2 separate regions of the Mus musculus genome follow, and region 2 is linked to region 1. Evidence: chromatin contacts called from ENCODE Hi-C or POLR2A ChIA-PET data. All regions are on one chromosome and are shown on one strand. Each heading gives the region's core, a stretch centred on a gene start or an enhancer-like site at or near the end of the contact. The rest is flanking DNA. Distances are from core to core; before and after follow the strand shown. Region 1 has its middle 68 kb from the start of Zfp281. Region 2 holds the start of Nr5a2 (nuclear receptor subfamily 5, group A, member 2).

Region 1 (7,088 bases), core at 1,415-3,914:
AACTGCCTGGGCACGATGAGGCCTCAGCCAGCAACTGGAAGCATAAAACACATTTATGACCCCTGCAGTGGCAGAGCCTGTGGCTGCCTGTGAGATCCAGGACCAGGACTGGTTTGGCCTTATTTGAGAGGCATTTCTACAACTCCTAAAGTCCCGTCAGGGATGTCCCTCCTCCTACATCTTACCTCTCTCTCGTCCCATTATCTTCTCCAAAGATGGGGGAAAGATTATTCGGATTATATTCAAAATATACACGCACGCACGCGCACATGCGCGCACCCAAGCACCCTCGTCTTATCTCTGATCCGGAACCATTATTTTGTTGGAAAGTGTAATGGAAGGTTTTTATTTCTCACTATAATAATCTTGTGATTGAATGTTGGCCTGGTGGAAGCTTTGCTGACACAGTTCAAAGGTAGGAAAGATTTGCATGTGAGGCAGATCTTTCAGCTAATATCAAGGAGGCTCGCTGGTTCTCCCTGCCTGCTCTTCTACCCCGCGGACCCACATTTTAGGAAGCGTGCCCTTCGGTGGCGAAGACTTCCAGTGTCACCTGTGGAGAGAATGCACTCAGTGGGACTCACTCCATGCCCTCTCCTGCGCTTTTATGTCTAAATTTCCAAAATGTTTGGGCTCATATTTAATAGACCTGTGTTTGTATAAATCAATGCCTATAAACCGTTCACTTGAGAGCAGGGAGCTGGTCGTTTTTATGACACAAAAGACAGTAAAAGCAGCCCGACACAGGGCAGCCTCAAGTTTTGTGACTGGGCTATTAAGTTCTTGTTAGCTCCGTCTTGTCCTGACCCTACCGCAAGCACATCTTTTGGGGCTTGTAATTGCTCTAGGAAGAACTGTGCCAGAAGATGAGCCAGCTCCACTCCCACAATAGCACAACAAGGAAGCAGCAGATAAAAACCAAAGCAAAACCGCCCAACTCTCGAGTATGCTTGGGGTTTGAGAAATCACTTCACTGTGACTCCCTGTCAGGGCAAGAACGGGATGTGAAGTATGAAACAGGTTAAATCTGTCACACCCAAATTGGCCTTTGGATACCTGTATGTATGTATGTATGTATGTATGTATGTATGTGTGTGTGTATATATATATATATTTTTAAAAGATTTATTTATTTTATGTATGAGTGCTCTATCTGCATGTATACCTGCCAGAAGAGGGAATTAGATCCCTTTACAGATGGTTGTGAGCTGTGGTTGCTAGGAATTAAACACAGGTCCTCTGGAAGAGCAGCCAGTGCTCATAACTACTGAGTCATCTCTATAGCCCTCAATTTATCTTTTAATAGTTATTTGTGTCTATGTTGCCCCCCTTCCTTTCTCCCTCTTTCCCTCTCTCCTCTCTATTTTGGTTTTGGTTTTTCAAGATAGAGTTTCTCTGTATATCCCTGGCTGTTCTGGAACTCACTCTGTAGACCAAGCTGATCTCTCAATTTCATAAAGATCCGCCTGCCTCTGCCTTAAAGAGTGCCGGGATTAAATATGTCTGCCACCAGCAGCCAGCTTGGACTGGCTTAATGCATTCTTCTAGAGCAGGATTTGGGTGGGGGAGGGACAGTAACAATGGCCTGCTCACAAACCTAGCCACTGTTTAGTTGGGTTTTTTTTTTCTTTTGTTTTGTTTTTGTATGTATGATTTATTTTATGTATCGTGTGTGGGGTTGTGGAAGTCAGAGGACAACTTTTGGGAATCAGCCCCTCCTTCCACTCAAGTTGCCCACGTTGGCGGCAAGTGCCTTTACCTGGTGAGCCCTATCTCACTCAGCCCGCTATAGTTTCTGGTGGTTGAAAAAATATCAGTCTGGACTCAGTGGTCATGCCTTGATCCCAGCACTCGGGAGGTAAACATAGTTCATAGGTCTCTGTGAACTCAAGGCCAGGCAGGTCTACGTGGTGAGTACCAAGCCAGCCAGAACTACACAGTGAGACTGTCTCAAGAAAGACAGAAAAAAGCTGGGCTGTGGTGGCTCATGCCTTTAATCCCAGCACTTGGGAGGCAGAGGCAGGTGGATTTCTGAGTTCGAGGCCAGCCTGGTGTACAGAGTGAGTTCCAGGACAGCCAGGACTACACAGAGAAACCCTGTCTCGAGAAACCAAAAAAAAAAAAAAAAAAAAAAGACAGAAAAAAAGTCAATAGAATGGGGTTTCATGAAATTCAATATTGAACATCCATCAATAAAACCTTATTAGAACACAGCTGTGCCCATTCACGTGTCTCCACAGGACCGCCTTTCTGCCCTGATGACCAAGGTGAGAGTTTGCTGCAGAGTACAAAGCTTTGCGCAGCCTGAAGTCGTCACTACCTGGCCCTTTAAGAACAAGCTGGTAGATCTTGCTTCCGAAAAGCAAAACTGCCTCTTCATTTACAAATTCAACTCTCAGAAGCAGTTCCTGGGCGGCTTGGCAGTCCTGTCATCCTCTGTGAGTGCTCCTTTCAGAAGCGTTGGCCTTGGAAGAATGCCGTTCAGGGAACACAAACTCTTCACTTAAATAAAACAAAACAACAAAAAATCCTACCCACCATACCTGGTTATGTTCTGTAATTACCAGTGGACCTTTAAAAACTCTCAGTGGCTAAGTCTTATCTTGTGTCTACTCCGTCAGGTTTCTGACAGCCAGGGCTTGGCTGCTTCTTGACATTCCCAGGGGGTTGTGCACGGGATCAGGGTTGACCACCACTGTGAAACCTACGCCCGGGGTGCTCCCTCTGCTGTTTAGAATTAATATTTTAATCACTCTGGCCATTTCCAGTGGCAATTCGATTCCCTTCCACAGTGTTTGTGGGATGCCTATAAAATGCTAATTGTGCTGGAAACTCTGTGTCAAGAGAAAGGAATGTGCCTCTAGTCTGAGCTCAACAGCAGCCCTTCGAGGACTGAGTGCCTCCCTTCTCCCAGGCAGACAGCATCTACGTCTTCATTTTGGGACTGCTGCAAGATGCAGGATTTGTGTGTAGATACATGGAACCCAAAAGGGTATTAATAAAACGGTACGAGCTTTTGCGCTATCCCGTAGGTGTTTGGCAAACAGCTGCATTTCTACAAACTGAGAATGAGTTTGGAGAAATGGACAACCTGTAAGCCAGAAGCAGAACTAAGGAAGGATAAAGCCACAGACAGACCTTCCCATAGTCCCCTTCAGTGCCTTCAGAGTCTGTCCTGTTTCCACAGGCTGAGGTCAGTGTAGTACTGCACCATACACCATAAGGGGTATGGAAAGACAAGAAAAAACTCTCTCTCTCTCTCTCTCTCTCTCTCTCTCTCTCTCTCTCTCTTCACACACACACACACACACACACACACACACACACCATTCAGAAAACAACATCCAAAAAAAACCCACTGACTTGGGGCTGGAGAGATGGCTCAGTGGTTAAGAGCATTGGCTGCTCTTCCAGGGGTCCTGAGTTCAATTCCCAGCAACCACATGGTGGCTCACAACCATCTGTAATGGGATCTGGTGCCCTCTTCTGGCCTGCAGGAATACTTGCAGGCAGAATGCTGTATAATAAATAAATCTTAAAAACAAGACAAACAAAACAACCACCAACAAGACTAAAAGCCAAGGTGAGAGATGAGGTCAGAAGGTCTCTGAGTCCATCACGGGGATTTTTATCCCTGTGCTTGCTTTAAAAGCAAGGGATGGCTTTCGTGCCATCAAAATGGAGAACAGACCAAGTCCTCTGCAGGTTTTCTCTGTTCCTGTAATGGCTCAAAACGATGCCGGTGTATGATCACTTGATTTCCCACCTACGACCCATCAGCGGCTGCACTCGTGAAAAATGTATATAAACCAAGCAATAACCTTCCACCATCTTGAGGATGGATTTTGTCAAAATATGTACAGATTTTTTTAGACTATACCTCTACTTATTTATAGCGTACATTATGGTATACATTTATAGTGTACATATGGTTCAGTGGGTAAAAAATGACGACTTGAGGGGCTGGTGAGATGGCTCAGTGGGTAAGAGCACCCGACTGCTCTTCTGAAGGTCCAGAGTTCAAATCCCAGCAACCACATGGTGGCTCACAACCATCCGTAACAAGATCTGACTCCCTCTTCTGGTGTGTCTGAAGACAGCTACAGTGTACTTACATATAATAATAAATAAAAATTAAAAAAAAAAAAAAATGACGACTTGAGTTTGAATTCGTAACTCGAATGTAAATGCTAAGTAAATGTAGGAGCTTGCACGAAGGGAAGCCAGGAAGATGAGGGGCGGGGCCTCACGGCCAGTTAGTCTAGCCAATCAGTGAGCTCCAGGGTTAGTGAGACGTCCCCCACCCCCGAGGGGGGGAACACGTGATGTGGCTGAGCGGATGGCTCATCAGTTAGTGCATGTTCTGTTCCTCTAGAGGACCAGAGTTCAGCTCTCGGCACCTGCAGAAGGGTCTCACTACTGTCTGTAACTTTAGCTCAAGGGGGATTCGATGCCTCTGGCCTTCCTGGGCATCTGCATTCCTGTGCACAAACCCACACTGAGGCATCCACATAATTAAAAGTGATTTTTAAAACATTAAAAAAAAAAAAAAAAAAAAAGGAGTGTGGTAGAAGACACCCTGTATGTATTGACATCTGACCTCTACAGCATTACAGCAACACGGTCCTCGGTCTTCACCTCTTTTTGTTTGCTTGTTTGTTTTGTTTTGTTTTTACAGAGCTGAGGACAGAACCCAGGGCCTTGCTTGCACTTGCTAGGCAAGCACTCTACCACTGAGCTAAATCCCCAACCCGCACAGTCCTCATCTCAATGTTTCCTGAATAGGATGTTAAATTGTCAGCAATATTCTACAGTTTTGTAGAGGGTCGTTTCGCAGGGAGATGAGTCTGTAAATCTGTAAATCAGCAGAGTTGTTGCTGTCATCTTGCCTCAGTGGTACAGACTCAAGTGCTAGACTGGAAGGAGCACAGGACAAGAGGCTCAAAGCTGCTGGCTGTATCCTTACCTCCCGAGCACTTCCTTCTTTCTCACTAAGCTGACTTCAGGGTGAAGAACAGGGCGTGGGTAGTTCGTTTACATGGGAATATGTCATGTAAAAATCACCCGTTGGAGACTCCCGTACCTAAGCACAAGCTCAAGACTTTTGTCAAATTGTGTAATTTGGGTTCTAAAATATACTACAAAATGTCATCTAGGGCTGGTGAGATGGCTCAGTGGGTAAGAGCACCCGACTGTTCTTCCAAAGGTCCAGAGTTCAAATCCCAGCAACCACATGGTGGCTCACAGCCATCTGTAACAAGATCTGACTCCCTCTTCTGGAGTGTCTGAAGACAGCTACAGTGTACTTACATATAAAAAATAAATAAATCTAAAAAAAAAAAATAAATAAAAAATAAAAAAAAAAAAAACAAAATGTCATCTATACATAAAAATAATCCGACTAATAAAAATGACTTTAAATGACAATGTTCCATAGGGTATTTTTAAGGGCAAATTAATTGATTTTGATTCTACACACACACACACACACACACACACACACACACACACTCACCATGAACTCTTTCTTCTAGCATCTTCCTGCTTGGGCTATTGCCTAGTGCATCTTATGTTGGATGCTGTCTCTATGGCAGCTGCAGAATCATCTCATTCCTTTGCCAGCTGTACGACGTAAGTGTGGTCTGATGTGGTCGGCAATGAGCTTCAGAGCTACAGATTTTATTTATTTATTTTTTTTTTCTTTTAAGCATGGGAAAATTCTTTCATTTCCCCACTGTGGTCAAGTTTGGCTCACCAAAAAAATAAGGAACAAACAGTAGCAAGAGAGCTCATCGAAATGGCGATTGAAACAGTGGAGGATTTATATGTGATCGGGGATAAAGGAAGGTTTGCCAACATGGGGTCCTTTTCTTAAATTTCTGCTCCCATTACTTATATAGATTTAATAAAGTGAATTCTGCAAGAAATGAGAAGCAATGCCCTTCTCAGGACACTGTTTCAAAGGAGAATCCAAATCTGCAGTGGATTGAGGCTAGCTGGACCCTACTGGTATGTAACTGATGGGGGGAAAGCTGGAGTGGGGGGGTTGTGTGGGGGGGAAGCAGATCGGGTCACCCTCTTCTCCCAGCTGTCTCAGCTGTGCCTGTTCACTCAGCCCTCCACGCTCCCAGGCAGCCTTCAAAGCACCTCCTTGCTTGTGGAATTTCTGTAAATTATTTGCTTAGAAGCTGAGATGCTACAGAAGCAACTGGCTCAGCTGCGGCTGCTCGTATTTGTTGTGACTCGGTGTATTACATTAGCAATCCCCTTCTTCAAGAGTAGAGAAGGTAGTGTACCCTTAAAGGAAGAGCCAGCAAGCTGGCTGAGGTGCAAAGGCAGTGTTTTCTTTGTATGGGATGTTGTTCATGCTTTCTTTTTATAAAGCAGGAGTCCAATGGGTAAGCAAGCTGTTGGGTTCCAAGGAGTGAGCATCCACTGCCACCATGAATCCTCATTCCCATGAGATGCTTCTGTGTCTGCATCCACCTCCACCACGAATCTCCATTCCCACATGAAGTCAGACACTTCCGTCTCCTTCCACACTGACAAGCACGGGGTTTTAGTGGCGCTAGCTCTCTTTTGACAATTTCAACTTTCCTACTGCCTCCAAGTAGGAATTGGCTGTGATTGGCTGGGGCCCAGGTTGGGGGAGGGGTCGGGGAAGCTGAGCAAGCCATGAGCAGAGCTTCAAGCTTCCCTCCATGCGCAATGTGCACTGGGTTCAAGGGTATGAAAGGTGCCAGGAGTTTATGGCTTGTTTGTCCTACTGGCTGCGCACCATCACTTACGCATGTTGACGGTAGCAAACAGAGGTTCACAGATAAAGGACAATCTAGTCCGACCACAGTGTTTCCACTTTATTCATTCAGCTATGCGTTTAAGATTTTTTTTTTTTTTAAAGATTTATTTATTGATTATATGCAAGTACACTGTAGCTGTCCTCAGACACTCCAGAAGAGAGATCTTGTTACGGATGGTTGTGAGCCACCATGTGGCTGCTGGGATTTGAACTCCTGACCTTCGGAAGAGCAGTCGGGTGCTCTTACCCACTGAGCCATCTCACCAGCCCAAGATTTTTTTTTTTTAAT
Region 2 (7,088 bases), core at 2,559-5,058, 400 kb after region 1:
TTTGTCTTTCTGGTAGGAGTCACATTCTAGGACCACTAAAAATAGATCCTTTAAGAGGTCGGTACCAGCAAGCTTGTCTATCTTGTACAGATTGACACCTTCCTTATTGATCATAACATTATCCCTAGACAAAATTGCTTACCAGACGGCTGAAGTTACTTGCAGTTTAAAAGTTAGATATCTTTATCAACCAAAATATAACCACAAGATTTTGTTTGTTTGTTTGTTTGTTTTTCGAGACAGGGTTTCTCTGTGTAGCCCTGGCTGTCCTGGAACTCACTTTGTAGACCAGGCTGTCCTCGAACTCAGAACTCTGCCTGCCTCTGCCTCCCGAGTGCTGGGATTAAAGGCATGTGCTGACCACAAGATTTTTAAAGAAGTTTTTGTCTGGAGGATTTCAGATCATCTGGATTTCCCAGGCACAATCTCTCAAGCTAATGTTGCTCACACCCACAGGGGACCACTCCTCCACAGGGGACCGTCTCCCCCAACTCTCTTGAAGCCAAATGACTCTCCCAGACAAGTCTCCCTTCCTATAGGGTGAAGAGCAGTGGAGGGTTAGACGGAGAAGTCTGTACATGTGCGGTGGAGGTTGGAGCCATGGAGCAAAAGATTTCAGTCTGATGCTTAAAGAGACCATTCTTAGGCCTGGCAGTGGTGGCACACACCTTTAATCCCTGCACTTGGGAAGCAGAGGCAGGCAGACTTCTGAGTTCGACGCCAGCCTGGTCTACAGAGTGAGTTCCAGGACAGCCAGGGCTACCCAGAGAAACCCTGTCTTGAAAAACCGGCGGGGGGGGGGGGGGAGAGTTAGAGTTCTTGAGGCTTTGTCCTGCTCAACTCATGTTCATGACTGAATTCAGATCATCTCTGCCAATGGGCCAGGTAGAGACTAAAGCAGGTCCAAGCCAGGATTTGTTGCGATGTAAGTGAGCCTTTTTTAGCTTTCTGGTTTCGTGTTTCAAGTCTCAAACATTTCAAACAACCAAGTAGAGCTTGGTGTTGGGAACCTTCAGCTGCCTGAGGCGGCCTGCAGTTTGCATCTCAAAACTACCCAAAGATAGGGAGGGCATCCAGCCACCTCAGAGGGCCTGTCCAGTGCAATGAAAAAGACTCCTTAAAAGGTCAAGAAACCCTGTCTCAAACAACAACAACAACAAAAAGGTCAACTCTCCTTCAGGAAAGGGCTCAGTCTCTTCAAGCCCTAGTCTGAAGGTGCCTGCCTCCCTGCCCTGGCTTTCACACAGCTCAGTCCTGCCAAGGTTCCGGAGTGATCCTAGGTAAACAGATGGGAATCTGGGTGCCTGTAGCCTCTTTCCAGTCACCGAGATGTGGGAACTACTCTCCAAATTATCTAGAGGGATATTAAACCAGGAGAAATAAATACGCCTAAATACTACATAGACACCCCCGCCCCCCGCCCCCGCCGCGATCCTATCTCTTCCTCACTCCCACCCTCTCTTCCTTCCTTTTTTCTCTCCACTCTCTTCTTACCCCTTTGGGAGAACTGAACAGTCATTTTGAGATCTAGCGATCTGAGGGGCTTAGGTAAGCCTTGGGTTTGAGTGTAAGCTGGTCCAGGGCAGATGAGGCTCCTTCAGTATGGTTCTGGGGAAGTATGGGCCCAGCAGCCCTTGGAGGCCAGTCAGTTCTAGCTCCATCCCGCCTCAGTTCCAGCAGAGCCTTTGAGAGACTACTGCAGTACAGTGGGTGAAAACAGCTCAGCTTGCTGTCTGGCCATCTTTTAATTCACCCCGGTGGGCTAGGGACCAGCTAGGGCACCACGTGTGTGGTCCCAGATTCCTGGTAGCCCTGTGCTGGTGCAAGCCCGGAGCACGCTTCTCGGGTGCACTCGCCTGTCTGGCCCGCATCTCCCCCCCACCCCCCCCCACCCCCCCCACCCCCCGCTACGTTCCCACACGAAGTGAAGCGCTCAGCGTTCAGTGGATGCAAAGCTCACAAAGCCCTGGTTTCCCTGCCCTTTGAAGAGTCTCTCTCTCTCTCTCTCTCTCTCTCTCTCTCTCTCTCTCTCTCTCTCTCTCTCTCTCTCTCTCCTCTCTCTGCACTCACTTCCCCGTGTTTTCTTTTTAGTTAAGTACAGAACGTTTTCTTTTTTTGGTGAACATTTCCTCAATTGATACTTCAGGGCGTAGCTGGACCATAAAAAAAGCAATCAGTGCCTTAGGTGGAGTCAGCAGGCTGCCCCCAGGGAAAGGGGCAAAGCCGGGGGCCCTGATTATCCCGTTTTAACTGAGACTGGGCTGGCAATCACTGATGGCGCAAGCATCCCTGGAGAAGGGTCGACCCTGGCTCCTATCCAGAGGAAGCAAAGGGGACACGCTCTCCAGCAGGGTCACAACCTACTGGAAATTGCTTCCCTTTGTCTTTAACTTTTAGGATGAACCGAATGTTACTGTATTTACTAAATTTATGGTAAAACTCCCACATTTATGGCTCTATATTGGTATAAATGTATGTGTGGGGATGTTTATCCTTTAAAATAATGAGTCAGGAATGGTAGCTCACACCTACAGTTCTGGTATTATGGAGAGAGACAAGGAGAAAGACGACAGAGCAGGTTCCTGGCCAGCCTAGGTTATATAATGAGACCCCTTGTCTCTCAGGAAAACCAAAACCAAACTCAATCCTCACTCATCCCCAAACAACAACAAGGAACCCCAAGATGCTTCACACGGTGGCCAGGTGTGTAGCCCAGAGATTGAGTGCTTGCCTAGAAAGTGCCCAAACTCTAGGTTCCACTTGTGGGGAGGGTATGTGGTTCTTTCTGTCTTTAAAAGCAAGTCACAGTAAGTCCCCCCACCCCCAAGAATCCTTTAATAATAGGCTGACTTTGTTTTTCTTGAATGACTTTCATTTGCCAACAAACAAACAAGCAAACAAACAAAAATCTCTATAGGATCACGGTGAATGAGACATCTCATGGTCCAGTTGAGATGTCACATTGCTGGTAAGTTCCCTGTTAGTTTTATTTGATCAGTGGTTGATCAATCTTATTTGCTTGTTTCAAAATGTTCAAAACTTTACTTGGCATGGTTGATTCAAAATGATCAAAAATTGTTAAGGCTGAAATAGATGATTAACAACTGGACTTTCTGCTGGGCAGTAACAGCACACACCTTTAATCCCAGCATGGTAGACAGAGGCAGAGGCAGAGGCAGGGGCAGGGGCAGGGGCAGGGGCAGGGGCAGGGGCAGGGGCAGGGGCAGGGGCAGGGGCAGGGGCAGGGGCAGGGGCAAGTGGATCTCTGAGTCTGAGGCTAGCCTGGTTTACAGAGTGAAGTTCCAGGACAGCCAGGGCTACACAGAAACCCTGTCTCAAAACCCTAAGCTTTTTGCTAAGTGGATCTAATACAATGGCATCCCCAAACACCGGATACAATAAATGATATTCATGTGTTGAATTACTCATTTGCTTCTTTCAACTTCAAGAAAAATAAATGTGTGATATATGTGTGGGCTTATTGTATGCTTTTAATAATTACTGCAGGCAAAGTAGTACATTAAAACACAAATCCACCATTAGTAGCACAAAACAGCCAGATGTTAAGAGAGTGGCTTCCTACTTACCAATAGCTGTAAGTCCATGCTTAAGAAATTCTTGAAAATCTCCAGTATCCAAACTAGCAGACATTCTTAGCGAAATTATTGGCAGTCCTTTGGCTTACAGCAGAAATCATTGAATGTGAGAAAGATTGCAGCTTGTCATATTTTGTGACTTTGGGAAGGAAACCTCAGACTACAGTAACCCTCATTTCCTTAGTGAAAGTTAAGAAAAAGGGGGAAAAAACAGAATTCAGAAAGGCTCCAGTCCGTGTTCTCCTGGACTCTGCACTTTTTCCAGCATGTATGACCTGCTGTAAACCATGTCTCCAGTTTCATGATGGTTTCTAATCAGAAGAAAGGAAGCTTTCAATAGGCTTCAACTGGTCACATGACCCTGTGCCGGTTGATAAGAGGACCCTGTTATAAAGTGACAGCAAAAGAGATAAGAACTCTTGGCAGATAATGGCAAAGAAATGATTAACTCAGAAAAGGAGGGGTTCTTCTGCAGCCCAGAGTGTGGAAAGTTGTAAAGCCAAGGGGTCAGGAGATCATACTTAGTGGATAAAAACTCCAAACCACCTCAAGTCCACTAACTAAACTGCAGCTTGTGACATGGCCCTTTGATGTCACTGCTTCTGGCATGGGGAAGGACAGACTCTGCTCTTCTGACCTCTGCAAATACATTTTAGATGATAACATTGGCGGACATTAATTCTTTAAATGATGACTGTAGATATGATTGACACTTTGAAACCCTACAGGAGCACTTGCAAGCTCGTGGGTATTTACTTACCATTTGACCAGTTGCCTTAAAAAAAACAACCCTGTATGTTTGTTAGAAGAGGCATTAGCTTGCTTGTATATTGGTCATTGGGCTAAAGCGGTCATTTCTTTACCTCCATAAAGTAAAATACCTTGAGATAAAATTTGAGCAAAATGATACATGTATAATGCATTTTTCATATATGATTCTGTATATATAAGTGTGTATGTATTTGTGGGGGCCCCCACCTGTGTGTAGGGGGGGTAGATTGTACACTATGTGATTATGCATAAGGAGTCCAGAATACAACCTTGGGTGTTGTTTCTTTTTCTGGTTGTTTTTGGTTTTGTTTGTGTTTGTTTGTTTTCCTTGAAACAAGGGTTTCTCTATATAGCCCTGGCAATCCTGGAACTCACTCTGTAGAGCTAGGCTTGAACTCAAAGATCCCCCTGCCTCTGCCTCCAGAGTGCTGAGATTAAAGGGATTTTAAAAGATCATAGGATGTCAATTCTTGTCAGTTATTTCTTTGTTGTTATTTCTCTGAGCAATCAAACAACAGTCTGACATGCCAGAAATCTCCCTATATATAGGCTAAAGGACACAGAACTCTGCAAAACAGCTTTTTTCTTAAAAATTATTTAGGTCTCTGAAGCATCACTCTTCATATAATACATCTTCTAGAAGCTAAAATGGAGTAACTCAGGTATAGTTGAATAATGGAGTGTACAAGTTTAGCATACATAAATCCCCAGGCTCAACTAGGTATGGTGACAAACTTTGTAACTCAACACTCACAGACTGAGGCAGGAGGATGGTGCACTGAAGGCAACCCTGGGCTGTGTAGCAATAATTTCCCCCACAAAAGCAAAGGGAGGAACTGGAGAGGTGGCACAGTGGTTGAGAGCTGGCTGCTCTTGCTGAGGCCCTGGTTTGGTCCCCAGCACCGTCATGGCAGCTCACACAGTACCCGCATGGCAGCTCAGAACCGTCTGTGGCTTCTGCTCCGTGGCTCTGTGGCTTCTGCTCTGTGGCTCTGTGGCTTCTGCTCCGTGGCTCTGTGGCTTCTGCTCCGTGGCTCTGTGGCTTCTGCTCCGTGGCTCTGTGGCTCTGCTCCGTGGCTCTGCTCATGCTGCACACACAGTGGGCAGATGTCCACACAGAGAGAAGATTCCTGCACCTAAAGTAAAAATAAATACATCTTAAAAAAAAAAAAGCAAATGGCACAAAAAAAAAAAGAGGAAATTAGCCTAGAGAAACTTTAAAACATTTCAATGGAAAATATTACCAAACCTATTATGTATCATTTGTTATACATAGCTCATTGTAAATGAAAAAATAGTGATTGAAAGTAAAGGCTGTGGGGGTGGGTATGGGGGACCTTTGGGATAGCATTGAAAATGTAAACGAGGAAAATACCTAATTAAAAAAAAAAGAAAGAAAAAAAGAAAGTAAAGGCTGGGCAGTGGTGGCACAGGCCTGGAATCCCAGCATTTGGGAAGCAGAGGGCAGGTGTAAGCTCAAGGCCAGACTGGTCTACACAGGATAGTCAGGGCCACACAGAGAAACCCTGTTTCAGAAAACCAGAATAATTAATAAGTATTAAAAATAATAATAAATAAAATAATCGGTAGGATTTTCTCAAATCTTATTACTGTGTGACTTCATGGTGACCAGCCGGTTTCCGGTTTCCGGTTTCCCTCATCTGGTCTGCATTCAGTCTGAGGTGGGATGCTGGTTCTGTTCAGGTGTAATGAAGAAAGCTCACTGATAGGAGGATGCGTTTCTCTGTTTAATTATTTTGAGATGCGGTCCTGAGATATAGCCCTGGCAACCTAAGGTATGGAGGCATGCAGCGCATGTGTGCCACCACTGGCTTGGGTGCTGAATGCTGAAGTCTGTTTTATTCTCTCAGTTGCCTGAGAGAGAATCTATTTCTAGGTAACTAAAACACGTGTATACACACTTCACAGCCGTCATCTCTCTAAGCCATTCGTACCGTACAGTGCTGAGTTTAAACTAAGTAGATAGGTGTATGTGTTCATGTGAATTTTGCCTCAACATCTGAATATTTCTTTTAACAAGATTTTACCCACCAGTTGCTAGAGTGTCTGCCTAGCATGCATGAAGCTGGCACACCCCTGGGCTCCCAGTACTCAGGAGGTGAAAGTAGAAGTTCACTGTCACCTGTTACTACAGAGCGAGTTTGAGACCAGAAGGATTTAGAAAACAAAAATTAACACATTTGTGGCCAGAGACTATACTCTTTGGTTGGTGGTCTAGTCCCTGGGAACTCTGGAGGGGGGGTCTGACTGGTTGACACTGTTGCTCCCTCCATGGGGCTGCAAACTCCCTCATCTCCTTCAGTCCTTTCTCCAACTCTTCTGTTGTGGGGGACTCCCACACTCAGTCCAATGGTTGGCTGCGAACATTCGCCTCTGTATTTGTCAGGCTCTGACAGTGCCTCTCAGGAGACAGCCATATCAGGCTCCTGTCAGCAAGCACTTGTTGGCATTCACAATAGCGTTCAGGTTTGGTGACTGTACATGGGTTGGATCCCCAGGTGGGGCAGTCTCTGGATGACCTTTCCTTCAGTCTCTGCTCCACACTTTGTCTCCATATTTCCTCCTGTGAGTATTTTGTTTCCCCTTCTAAGAAGCACTGAGGCATCCACACTTTGGTCTTCCTTCTTGGGCTTCATATGGCCTGTGAATTGAATGGGAAGAAGGGGAAGGGTGGGTGGGTGGGGAGCGCTCTCATAGAAG

The links. A loop is a pair of places that touch in the nucleus more often than their neighbours do. ChIA-PET counts read pairs that join two places held with the same protein, here RNA polymerase II (POLR2A).
Region 2: a map of left cerebral cortex shows a loop between it and region 1 (2.3-fold over the local background). The contact joins the promoter of Nr5a2 here to the enhancer-like site in region 1. A Hi-C loop is called at or near these places in 4 of 37 maps with a recorded cell type or tissue (heart and left cerebral cortex). POLR2A ChIA-PET finds 5 or more read pairs at or near these places in 1 of 5 experiments (embryonic stem cell).

The regions. Positions count from the first base shown.
Region 1 is chr1:136,553,352-136,560,439 of GRCm38, forward strand. It overlaps a transcript of Kif14 not described here. Among named protein-coding and RNA genes, the nearest start is that of Zfp281, 68 kb to the right of the region's middle. Within about 2 kb of position 2,665, at least 2 of the 3 ENCODE cell types and tissues checked have a DNase peak (open chromatin) inside an H3K27ac peak, as active enhancers do; they include heart and left cerebral cortex, where a contact is called at or near this core.
Region 2 is chr1:136,956,640-136,963,727 of GRCm38, forward strand. It overlaps Nr5a2 (nuclear receptor subfamily 5, group A, member 2), which reads right to left and starts at 3,809. Exons shown (of 9, transcript NM_030676.3): 1 at 3,588-3,809. The coding sequence starts at 3,651.